Linked DNA regions of Homo sapiens: all the other regions are linked to region 3. Evidence: chromatin contacts called from ENCODE Hi-C or POLR2A ChIA-PET data. All regions are on one chromosome and are shown on one strand. The core of a region is the stretch at or near the end of the contact, and the rest is flanking DNA. Distances in the headings are between cores, read along the strand shown.

Region 1 (3,666 bases), core at 314-2,813, 2.4 Mb after region 3:
TTTTATGGGTAGAAGGAGCTGCGTGGTCAACAGCACAAGAAGGAAAACACAAAGCCTGCAACAGGCTAAGCGAAGCTCAGGGCAGGGCAGGGCAGGGCACGGCAGGAGACAGAACGTTTGATCAGCCCTAGCAGGTCATAGGAGAGGAGCATGATGGACTCTAGAGCCGAGGTGATGGAAGCCTTGAAGGTTTTGCTGCAGAAATCAAGAACTGAGCTGTGATGTCAGAAAACTGAATCCCCATCGCTCAGCCTGGAGCTGGAAGAACTTGGAGGCAAGAGTTGCCAGAACGCTGGTCAAGGACTAGTGGCAGCTAGGCACGAAGGTCAGCGGCTGAGCTAGAGAAGCAGAGAATCAAGAGGACGAATGTGGGGGTGGCAGAGAGTAAGGTAGCCAAGGGGGTGCTCCGTTCCACCGCATCAGGGAGGAGGCAGCTAAGTGACCAGCGTCGAGCGCCCCGAGGAGGAGCCGCTGGCTGGCATCACCGTCGGAGTCCGGCTCCACGGCCCTCCGCATCGCCCAGAAGCCCGACTCCTCTGTCAAAGCCCTCGCCACAGTTACAGACACATTGCCTGGTCTAGTGAAATTACGTGTTTCATGTTTCAGCTCCCAGACGTCAGGGCTCAGGTCTGTTTTCATTTCATCCCAGAGCCTGGCACAGTGTTTGGCACATAGTGGCGCTCGCCAACGGTTTGCTGAGAGCTTTCCGGGAAGGGCTCAGTGCGCTTAGGATCCAAAAGCACGCGTGAGAATGCAGGGCATTCTAACTCCAAGGGGGTTGGACTTGCGTGAGGAAAGGTGCTGCAGAGAGGCTACCGTCACTTACCCACCCGCCGGTTTGCAGGATCTACAGACGGGCGGCGGCCGGGCACAGCTCCCTACAGTTTGCAGAGGGCGTTCACACCTAACGCCAGGGCCCCCCTAGAGGAAGAAAACCAGGGCCCGCCCGCGGAACAGTGAGCGTGCAGCACGGCTGTGGCCCCGTTTCATGGCCGGGAACACCGAGTCGCCGGGGTCAAAGTAGGTCCGCAGGTCCTGGGGGCCGAGCCTAGGTGGGCTGGAAGTGACAGCCCCGGGGGCTCCAGGCTCAGAACGCCCGGCGGGGCCCCAGCACTATTTGCATATCCCCAGGGAGGCAGCAAAGGTTCGGCTGCAGTCCCGGGCGGAGGTTGCCGGGCGGGGCGGCAGGGTACCCGGGCGAGCGGACATGCACCCCACCCAGCGGTGCCCAGCCCGCACCAGTTAGCGCCCAACTCGCCAACTCCGGGACTTTCGCAAAGCTCCAGAGGGCGGGGGAGCCGCCGAGGAGTGGGACGGACCATCGCGGCTCGAGAGGGGGGAAGCGCTCCGGCCCGGCATCCTGCAGCGCCCGGGCGGGCCGAGACGCTCCGTGAGAGGGCCGAGCCTGCAGCGCAGAGACTCGGCGGTCGACGCGGGGGCAGGCGGCGCGGGGCGGGCGGCTCGGCGGGGCCCGGGGGCGGTGGCGGCGGCGACGACCCCCTCGTGGCGGCGGCGTGGTGGCGGCGCCCAGCTCCCCGGCCGGCGAGCGGCGGAAGTGCCGCGGAGTTGGAGCGGGGCCGGCGCCGCAGCCGCTTCTGCTGGCTGAGCTGCTGCCGCCGCCGGGCGGACGGGCGGACGCGCGGAGCTGGGGGCGGCGCGGCGGGGCCGGCGGGGCGCGGCGGGGCTGACCGGCCCCGATGAGGCGGAAGGAGAAGCGGCTCCTGCAGGCGGTGGCGCTGGTGCTGGCGGCCCTGGTCCTCCTGCCCAACGTGGGGCTTTGGGCGCTGTACCGCGAGCGGCAGCCCGACGGCACCCCTGGGGGATCGGGGGCGGCGGTGGCGCCGGCGGCGGGACAGGTGAGTCCCCCCGTTGCTACAGGCCGGGAACACCCCCTTCCCGAATTCACTTTTAGCCTGTGGTTCCTTCCTCCACCTTCTGCTGTCTGCCTCCTCAGAGTCAGCTCCGAGACTCTTCAGCTCTTCCCATTTTCCGGATGGGAAAATTAAGTCCTGTCGGGACTTGTCCAGGGTCCCACGCCAGTCAGAGACTGAGTCCGAACTAGCACTCAGGACGCTATTTCTCACCACATGTTACCACCTTCCTTTCTGTCCCCGTCTGGTATTCCTTGACGTCTTCCAGCGGATCTCTTTTGAAGGATCCTATCTGCATCCCTGTATCCCAGGATGACTCCTGCCTTGTGCCAATAGGAATGAAGATTCTGGTTCTTCTATTTGGTGTCCAGGTCCTCTCTGCTTCCCTCCTCCCACCCCCCCCCCCCCACAACCCCTACCTGCTGATCCCAGTGTTCTTTGCTCAGGTCAGCCCTTTTCCTGATTTCTCATCTGCCCAACGAGACACCCGGGCCTTCCTCCTCTCCCCATTTATTCAACACCCCCGCCCCAACTCTAGCCTTTTCCTTTCTCAGATCCTGTGGATTCCTTGCAGAATGTAAAGATCATGCTCCCTTTAAAGCTTCAAGCCCCTGGGGGTGGAGAAGGGGGTAAGCTCCTGGTCCTTGAGGGACCTGCTGCCTTTGACCTTATGGGAGTCCAGAGGTGGGGCTCTGGTGGGGGGACCCCCAAAATGTCCCAGAGGCTATTGGTGCCCAGTGTCCTGAGGATGGAACACCAGAAGCCTTCCCTATCTCTTCTGAACTTGTCTAGTCTGGTTAGTTGTAGTGTTTATTGCAGCCAAAACTGGGATCGGAATGGTTTCTGCCTCCTTTGAACTTACCCACGTATGTTTGTGTGTATGTGTGCGTGCACGCATTTAGACTAGCAGCTCCCTCATAGCAGAAGCTCTGTCACATCACTCCCACCCTCCCAGGAGGTGCTAGTGAGTGTATTGCTTAGACTGTTTCATATAGTGGAACATTTCAGGCTTTCTTACGGGATTTCTCTGGTCCCATGAGAAGTGGATAATTTGTGTATCAGGGTCAGACTTGACTGACTGTTGGCTGGCCTCGACGAAAGAGGCTGGCTTTTCTGAGATTGATGGTTTTCCTTATTCTTCCCAGTATCAGGCTGCTGTCTAGGCAGTCTGGCATCTGGAGCACAGAGGGCTCTTTGCTACAGAGCTGACCAATTTGAGCTCCGCCTGTAACTCTGTTAATTGCTGCAAAGCATCCCAGAGGGTCTCATTGATCTTTCTGGTAGAGCTTACTGTTTAGAAACTAAGGTTTCCATCTCTTTCCTAAACCCCTGGTTCAAACCCTGACAGCTAGCTTAGACCTCTCTCCCTGAAATTCTGTATCTGTATGGATTTTCCGTTCATGAAATCTCTTTCCTCTGTTCCTATTCAGTACCAGCATCAGAGTCAGGAGTTCCAGGGTTCTGACCTCAGCTCTACCACTAACTTACTGTGTGTGTCCTTGATCACCTTTCATCTCCTTTTCTGAGCCTTACTTTCTTGGTCTGTAAACCATGATTATTGGTCCAGTTCTAACATTCTGTGATACTATCAGTTAATCAATGAGGAATACAACGGTCCCTTCTTTTTTTCTGTCTTGAGTCCAGAGTTCCTTGTAGCATCCCTAGCTGTGGAGGCTCCATACTGGACACAGCTCCAGGTCAAGGGGGAGTGTCCTACCCTAGTGCAAACTCTCCTTTAGAATAGCTGTAGCCCATTCTAAAATAGTGCTTGACATTCTGCCTCTGCTTGGAGAAA
Region 2 (3,887 bases), core at 605-3,104, 3.0 Mb before region 3:
CCATGCAGCTGCTCCATCGCATGGCTACTTTGGGCTTCTTCATAGCATGGAGGTCTCTGAATAGTATACTTCTTACATAGTGGAGGACTTTCCCCAGAGCAAGCAGTTCTGGTGAGACAGGCAGAAGTTGCCAGTCCCCTAAAAGCCTAGCTCCATAACTGGCAGCCTCACTTTCACTGAATTCACTGGACGTAGCAGTCACAGGTCAGACCACATTCGAGGAGGTGGAAGAATAAACTCCACTTCTTGATGGGGCAATGGCATGTGCATGAAGGATACAAGGAATCCAGGATGGTTATCTTGGAGACAAGCCTTTATACAATCCCCATTCTACAGATGAAGGGACCAAGGTTAATAGACACACTTTCCCAAGATCATACAGTCAGCAGCAAGTGGCAGAATTGGGATGCAAATCCAGGTCTATCTGACTTCAAAACATCCTGTCTTTAGTTACTGTCATGTTCCTTTCACAGGATAGGATGGGGCCATGAGAAAAGTCCTCAGCTGTGAGTCCTGGGTTCTGATCCCTGCACTGCCTCCAATTTGCATGTGACAATTATAAGCCACTTCCCACCTGTGGGCCTCAGGCTTCTCATCTGTGCAGGGAGAATTGGACTCCTGGGTCTTGCATGGCAGTCCCAGCTTTAGGATTCTGGGGTTTTGAGGGTCTGTGCTGCATCCTCAGGGCTTGTTGGTCACTGACCTGCTGCTTCACTCAGCATGTCAGCCGAGTGAAGCATATCAGCATGTCAGAGCCCTCCAAGGGGCAGTAGCCTCTGTTCTTCCTCTTTCCCTTCCCTCTTAGCAACACTCTGCTTTGCTCCCGTGGCTGCTCTGTTTACCCAGTCTCTCCTCCATTTTCCAGTAACCAGTAAGAAGTACTTTAGGTCTCTCCTCCTCAACAGGCTCCCCTGAGTGGCTGATTTTAATCTTGACTCTGAACTTCACAGAGGCTGAGACCAACATCTTTTTATGAGTCAGTGCATATCAGTATTTGCTGAGCTTTGCAAATAATTGGCAGCTCAAGAGTGAATTGAAGGATCATTCATATAAGCAATTGCATGTTCTTGTTTTGTTCAAACCAACAAACTATACACACAACTGCAGACCGTTGAGGACAGCAATTGTGTCTGAATTACTCACCATTGTATCAACAGCACCTTGCAAAGTGACTGACCCAGAAGAGGTAATCAAATTGTTACACTTTTTGGTTGCATTGGCAAAATTTATTTAAATCCCTGACATTTGAATCTTTAAATATTAGTTTTACGGTTCAATTCACCCGCGAAAATATTTGAGTGCAATTTTCCTCTTTTGTCTATTCTATTATAGTTACTGATAATTTTTCTCCTTATTGGTTTTTGCAAGTCTAATATTGTTTTTCCCTAGGAATATCCCCTTTTCCACTTAAGCCACTGAAATTTAAACTTCCCTTCAGGCCTTTTCCTTTTCTTTTCTGGCTCAGCTAAAAGGTAAAATAAATCAGTAACAGAGATTGAGAGTCAGAAACCATATATTCTAGACCTGTTTCTCCTACTACCTCTGTGATATTTCTCAAATTCTTTCCTCACTAAGGACCTGTTTCCCTGTTTGTATTAAGAAAGGGTTGGTATGTCAGTGGATATTTTTCAGCAATGGAAGATTTGCACAAATACAAATTTACGCAGAAGCAGGATACAGAAAGCAGCCAGAAGTGGAGCAGCACCAGCCGGGGTGGGGACCAAGACCTCCCACCCTCCTTGGTGTCTGTCTGCCTTTGAGGTCCCTCTGCCAAAGTGGCGCTCTGCTGAGCAAAGTAATCCCTCAGGGCACTCCAACTCTGAGACAGAATGATTTATAGCCCTGTTAATCCACCAGGCTGTCAAAAACGGCCACATCAGCAGACATACACAGAGACATGCAGTCACATACACTCAGGACAAAAAATAAGCCCCAGAAACTGCTTGAGCAAGCTCAGGCTTTTCTCTAGCACCTTCCTCATTTGTTCAAGTTTTTGCCATCTTTATTTTCATTTCCTGGTTTCTTCTCACATCCTTCCTCTTTTCCCCTCCAAGTTACTAAAAATTCTAACAATTTCTACTTTTACTTCTTTGCTGTTATCTGCGGCACATCGTTGCCCCACCCCCACTCTTGGTCGCTATAGTCACAGATTTATTATTGAGTTTGTTAACTTTTGCTTCTCAATTTCTCCACCCAAAAAAAGAGGAGATGAAGGAAAGGACTCTTGTGGCCATGACACTATATTCAAGAAATCTGTGGAGCATTAGTTTTGATTTTCGGTTTTGTTTTTACTGAATTGCACTTTTTAATAGTAGTCATAGTAAAAACTCAAACAAAACAGGTGAGTACCAAAATGAAAGTAAAAGTATACTGTCGGGGCCGCTCCACAGGTCCCATGCCCCAGTCCCTAGTCCCCTATGTTATATATACGTTGTTAATTGCTTCTACTTTCCAAAATATGTTTGTGAATATAAACACGTGTTACTTATACTAAAAGGCGATATTTTACGTAGTTTTGTTTCAACCTTTCTTACTTCATATCTGGGAGATCTTTATGTACCAGCATATATATCTAGTTCATTCTTTGAACTACAGCATAAAATGTCATTGTACATTAGACTAATTTATTGAATTTATATACACATATTCCTATGGTGAGCATTTATGTTGGATAGATGCCACATACAACTGTTTGTTTACACAAATGGAGACATGCTACTCACACTTGTACAATTCACTTTTTTACTTCTTGATGTATTTTAAATATTGCTTCAGATCAGCTGGCACAGAGCCACCTTTCTAAAAAAATAATAGACTTCCAGCCTGAGCAATATGGTGAAACCCCATCTCTACAAAAAATACAAAATTAGCTGGATGCAGTGGTCCCAGCTACTCAGGAGGCTGAGGTGGAAGGATCACTTTAGCCGGGAGGCAAAGGTTGCAGTGAGTCAAGATCTCACCACTGCACTCCAGCCTGGTGACAGAGTGAGACCCTGTCTCAAATAATAATAATATTAGACTTTATTTTTTAAAGCAGAGGTTCACAGTAAAACTGAGTAGAAAATACAGAGATTTTCCTTACACTCACTGCCCTCACACACACACACCCACACACACACAGCCTTCCCTACTAGCAACATCCCACACCAAAGAGGTATATTTGTTACAATCGACGAACCTATACAGTCAAATCATAATCATCCAAACTCCACAGTTTATGTTAAGGTTCATTCTTGATGTACATGCCAAGGGTTTTGACAAATGTAGAGTGACATATCTTACATCTAACATTATGGTATCCTACAGAATAGTTTCACTGCCCTAAAAATAGTTTCACTGCTCTTCTGTGATCCATGTACTCATCCCTCCCTCTCCCCAGGCCCAGGTCCATACAGTAAAAACAGGATGGGGCCATGAGAAAAGTCCTCAGTATGGATACAGTAAAAACATCCTGTTTTTACTGTATCCATAGTTTTGCCCCTTCCAGAATATCATATATAGTCATGTGCCAATTAGTGACTGGGATACATTCTGGGAAATGCATCATTAGTCGATTTCATCATTTTGCCAACATCATAGAGTGTACTTATACAAACCTAGATGACAGAGCCTACTGCACACCTAGGCTGTATGCTATAGCCTATTGCTCCTAGGCTATAAACCTGTACAGCTTGTTACTGTCCTGAATACTGTAGGCAACTGCAACACAATGGTAAGAATTTGTGTAGCTAAACATAGAAAAGGTACAGTAAAAATATGGTATAAAATATAACAAATGGTACACATTTTAGGGCACTTTCCGTCAATGGCAATTGCAGGAGTGGAAGTTGCTCTGGGTGAGACGATGAGGAAGTGGTTAGTGAATGTAAAGACCCAGGACATTACTG
Region 3 (3,777 bases), core at 403-2,902:
AGTCCACCTTTTAAAAAACTTTGCAGGGGTTCTCCAAGGCCCTCAGAATAAAGTCCAGATTCCTTTGCAGAGCTAACAGGATACAGGAGACTCCCTGCTCCAGGAAACTTCTAGGGGCTTCTCTCCTGGGGCCTGTTCCCTGGTTTTGGGAGCGCTCGGGCGACCGCGAGCCAGAGCAGCGTCTCGCTCATCTCGGACCCAGGCCTGGGGCTCCACTGACGCCGACGGAGCCGGGCTGCTGCGGGAGTGGAGCCCTGGGGGACCAGAAGGGGCTTTCACTTCGCTCCTGGGCCTCCCGAGTTCCAGGCTCGGGCTAGCCCCGCGCAGGGAGGCGAGCGGGCCCGGCTCCCCAGAGGCCGAGGCCGGCGCCCGTGCTCCTTCAGCTCGGCCTCTCTCCCCCGACATAGGCGCTCCACATGCTTCATTTCCAAAATTCTCAGCAAAACTCCGCGGGAGACCCTGGTCACATGCCTGGAACGAGAACAAACCGGGGCGTGTCTGTGCCGGACGGCTGGGAACCAAAGCTATTTCCATAGAAATAGGGCCGGCCAGCCTTGAGTTGTAGCCCCGCCAGTGCCTGAAACGCCAGGAGGAGGGGACGAGTTGCCTTTTAAAGGCGTAGCGACGAGAATAAGCCCCCACCCGCGGCAATTCGAGGCTGAACAATAGTGGTGCAGCTCGGGACGTGGTGCGAGGGCCCACACTCCACTGGAGCACGCGCGGACCACCGTGCCTCAGCTGCCACAAAGGGAGCCTCGCCACACGCCCGCGGCCGCCTCGCAGCGCCCGCCAAGAAGCGCCTGGCGGAAGGGCGCACTCTCAGGCCTTCCACCGGCGACCTTCCGGCGGGAGCCTGCGGGCGGCGCAGGAACGACCCTCCTTCCTCTGCCCCGCAGCAGTGCTGAGTAATGGTGAGAGCAGCAAGGCCCTTGGCCGCCGCACGTAAGAAAAAAGTTGTAATAAAAAGAAAACAACCCGGGAAACTTTACTAGTTGGTTCGCCAGGTACAAACCTATGCGGAAAAGGCGGGGTACAGGCCTCGGAGGCCGGACCCAACCAGTCAGGGAAAGAAAGAGGGCAGAAGCCGCAGGCTGCACAGCCTCACAACCGCCCAGAGGGCACGGCGGCCCTGGGGCTCGGTCTCTTCCGAGCAGAGCAACCTCCGTGTCTATCAGCTCCTTCCGGCGTTGCGATTGGCCACAGGCTGTCTTGGCCTCTCGGACGCCCGCCTCCTAGTTGCTAGGGGTTTACTTCCCCAAAGTACACGGGCCCCACCTTGTGGCGCAACCGCTCCTGCATGGAAAACGGATCTCCGCCCAGGGGAAGACGTGTTAACGAATAAGAGCAGCCCCACACATTTATTGGCTACTTTGAGTATCAGTCAAAGAACTGCTCACTCGCCTTTCTATTGTACTTTTCGGTTATTGGTCTCTCTTAGTGCCGATCTGTTACTAGGGAAACGAGATCCTCACAGTCTCATAGGCAGGAGTCAAAGCCAATCAAGAGCCACGCCTTCATCCCCGAGTCAGTGCCCAATTACTGTTCGAAGAGCCCTGAGGACGCGGTCGGGATTGGTCATCCCGTCGCCCGACCTGGCCGCAACAAGTTAGGGTGAGTGGCAGTTATATAGACCGGCGGCGGAGCACGCGTGTGTGCGGACGCAGTTGCGTGAGGGGTTTGTACTATCCTCGGTGCTGTGGTGCAGAGCTAGTTCCTCTCCAGCTCAGCCGCGTAGGTACGCCGGGGTGTGGGCGGGGCAGGGAGGCCAGAGGACTAAGCCGAGCCGCAGCACTTGTGAGAGGGAGAAGTCTGAGTGGCGCTCGCGGCGGCCGCGCCAGTCGCGTCCCCCACCCCAACCCCCACCCCAACGGCCGCAGGCGCGCGCGGCGGACGGACGGGCGCGCGGCGGCTCCTCGCTCCCGCTCCCGTCCCGGCTGGGGCGCGTGGCCGTGTCCGCCGCGTGCGCGTGCTGCGTCCAACGGCCTCGCGGGGCAGGAGTAAGCCGCGGCCGCCGCCTGGGCCCCAGGGCGGTCTCTGGGGCCAGGGGTCCCGCGCCCAGCGTTTCCCGCCCGCCACCCTCTCCGCCACGCGCCCGCGGCACCTTTTCCTCCCCTGGCCAAGGGATCCAGTCGGTTCGGACCAGAAGGAGGCTTTCGTTTAGGGTGGGGGCAGCACTAAAGTCTGATTGGAGTCTTGCGGTCCGCGCGTCGCAGAAGCGCCTTCGGTTTTGCAGAGAGCAAAGAGGGAGCAGCGAGTGCACGGAGTGGTAGTAACAACCAATGTTCTTTCCACGCCCTCACTGTGTGTCCGGCACTGTGCGGAGCCACTTTTCTGCCTTTCATTTGATTCTTGCAGTGAGCTGGCGAGGTGGGTACGGCTATCCTCCTTCCTTAGCGGCCCAAGGCACGGGTTTGGAGAGCGGGGTCACAGGCACGCACGGGAAGGGCGGGGATTTGTTGACGCCGGGCCCTCTGACTCCGAGCTCCCCGCTTCCCAAGCCTGTTTTTAGTCTTTGCCCCCAGAGCACTTGTCCCTCGGGGCAGCATCAGCCTCAAAAGGCCACCTGCCGAGAAGGCTGCAGCGGCATTTGTACTTGGGCTAGTTCTGGGCTTCCAGGGAGACAAGGGTTGGAAGTGGGAATGTGACAAAGGAAAAGGGTTTGGGCTTCCTTTCTACGTGTACTTGTACAGGCCCTGGGTAGATGTGCCGCCACCGTAGCTTCTGGAAAAAAGTAGGGAAAACGATGAGTAAGTGCAAATGAACATGGACTGTGTTCCTCATCGGGTTTGAATCTCAGATTGCTGATGGGAAATTCCCGCCAGCGGGAAGTTAGGCTCCGGTTTTAGACGTTGAATTTTTTTTTCTCTACTTTTTTTTTAATTGGAGGAGACTTTTGCAGAAAGACCTTGAGAAGATTCACTTTATAGTTGAAGGGAATGAGGTGCAAAGCGACGAATTTAAGATCTCACTAGCATCTGTGGGTTAAAATACGGAATTGGAATAGAAAGGTTGGCGCCCAGTTACAGTATACTATTTGGACCTCTGTGGAGCGTGTCATGCTGGATGAATTACTGGTGTTGGAGATGTGTTGGAAAAAACAACTGTGACAGTCGAGATCTGTGGATGAAAGTTTGTGTACACTCCGTTTATTTAGCATTTACTCTGCTGGGTTCTTGTGTATATGCAGAAACAAGATGCTTTTCTTCAGGGACTGGAGCTTATATTTTTCTAGTAGTTACCATCTTTTAGATTATTTAAAAGCCAACATACTCCTTGGCTTAGTGAAATAAATCTTCTATGTTATAGAAACACTTCTATAAACATAAAGATTTCTATAATCGTGTTCTGGAAACCCTTTCTATAAACATGTTTCTATAACAGTATTATAATAATGTTCCAAGTAACATTTACTTGGAACTTTGCTGGTGTGGCGATTCCGGTTACTTGCCCTTACAGACTGGTTAACTATGGAATTAGCATTTTAACTTAGACTTAAAGTTGAGCAATTTAAGTTGTCAAATGGAAAAACACTAGAATGACCTACATTTAAACTGTTTAAGCTTGAGTCCAGCTAATTTTATTACTGCTTGAGGCAAAATAGAATGAAATTACCTTACACATTATTGAGGGAAAATTTCGTTAGTTTCTACTTAAAATATTAAAAAAATACAGTTCTTGGCCTCAGGCAAATGGTTATCACTTGGGCAGGAACATGAAAATTACGTGATTATTTCACAAACTGGTGCTCTAACTGATTACTTGTGCATTTATCAGGAA

The links. Hi-C counts contacts between places; a loop is a spot of excess contacts on that map. ChIA-PET counts read pairs that join two places held with the same protein, here RNA polymerase II (POLR2A). Pooled maps may share reads with other maps.
Region 1: a loop to region 3 is called in a map of naive thymus-derived CD4-positive, alpha-beta T cell, with 4 times the contacts of the local background. The contact joins the promoter of GALNT10 here to the promoter of G3BP1 in region 3. A Hi-C loop is called at or near these places in 1 of 168 maps with a recorded cell type or tissue (naive thymus-derived CD4-positive, alpha-beta T cell), 2 of 37 single-sample maps with no recorded cell type and 18 of 50 pooled maps. POLR2A ChIA-PET finds 5 or more read pairs at or near these places in 2 of 52 experiments (activated CD4-positive, alpha-beta memory T cell and activated CD8-positive, alpha-beta memory T cell).
Region 2: a loop to region 3 is called in a map with no recorded cell type, with 7 times the contacts of the local background. The contact joins the enhancer-like site here to the promoter of G3BP1 in region 3. A Hi-C loop is called at or near these places in 4 of 37 single-sample maps with no recorded cell type and 5 of 50 pooled maps.

Annotation. Positions count from the first base shown.
Region 1 is chr5:154,189,170-154,192,835 of GRCh38, forward strand. It overlaps GALNT10 (polypeptide N-acetylgalactosaminyltransferase 10), which reads left to right and starts at 1,564. Exons shown (of 12, transcript NM_198321.4): 1 at 1,564-1,856. The coding sequence starts at 1,698. It overlaps LOC124901118 (a long non-coding RNA gene), which reads right to left and starts at 910. Exons shown (of 2, transcript XR_007059010.1): 1 at 827-910. RefSeq lists an enhancer at 1-939 and silencers at 1,160-1,249, 1,340-1,439, 1,450-1,559, 1,650-1,729, 1,800-1,859.
Region 2 is chr5:148,807,182-148,811,068 of GRCh38, forward strand. No RefSeq gene overlaps it. Among named protein-coding and RNA genes, the nearest start is that of ADRB2, 17 kb to the right of the region's middle. RefSeq lists a silencer at 1,892-1,971 and enhancers at 2,262-2,311, 2,362-2,411. Within about 2 kb of position 1,855, at least 13 of the 41 ENCODE cell types and tissues checked have a DNase peak (open chromatin) inside an H3K27ac peak, as active enhancers do.
Region 3 is chr5:151,770,302-151,774,078 of GRCh38, forward strand. G3BP1 (G3BP stress granule assembly factor 1) reads left to right here and starts at 1,653. Exons shown (of 12, transcript NM_005754.3): 1 at 1,653-1,735. It overlaps LOC100652758 (a long non-coding RNA gene), which reads right to left and starts at 1,875. Exons shown (of 2, transcript NR_132345.1): 1 at 1,402-1,875; 2 at 1-471. RefSeq lists enhancers at 1-461, 840-1,069, 1,327-1,621 and silencers at 1,830-2,159, 2,210-2,279.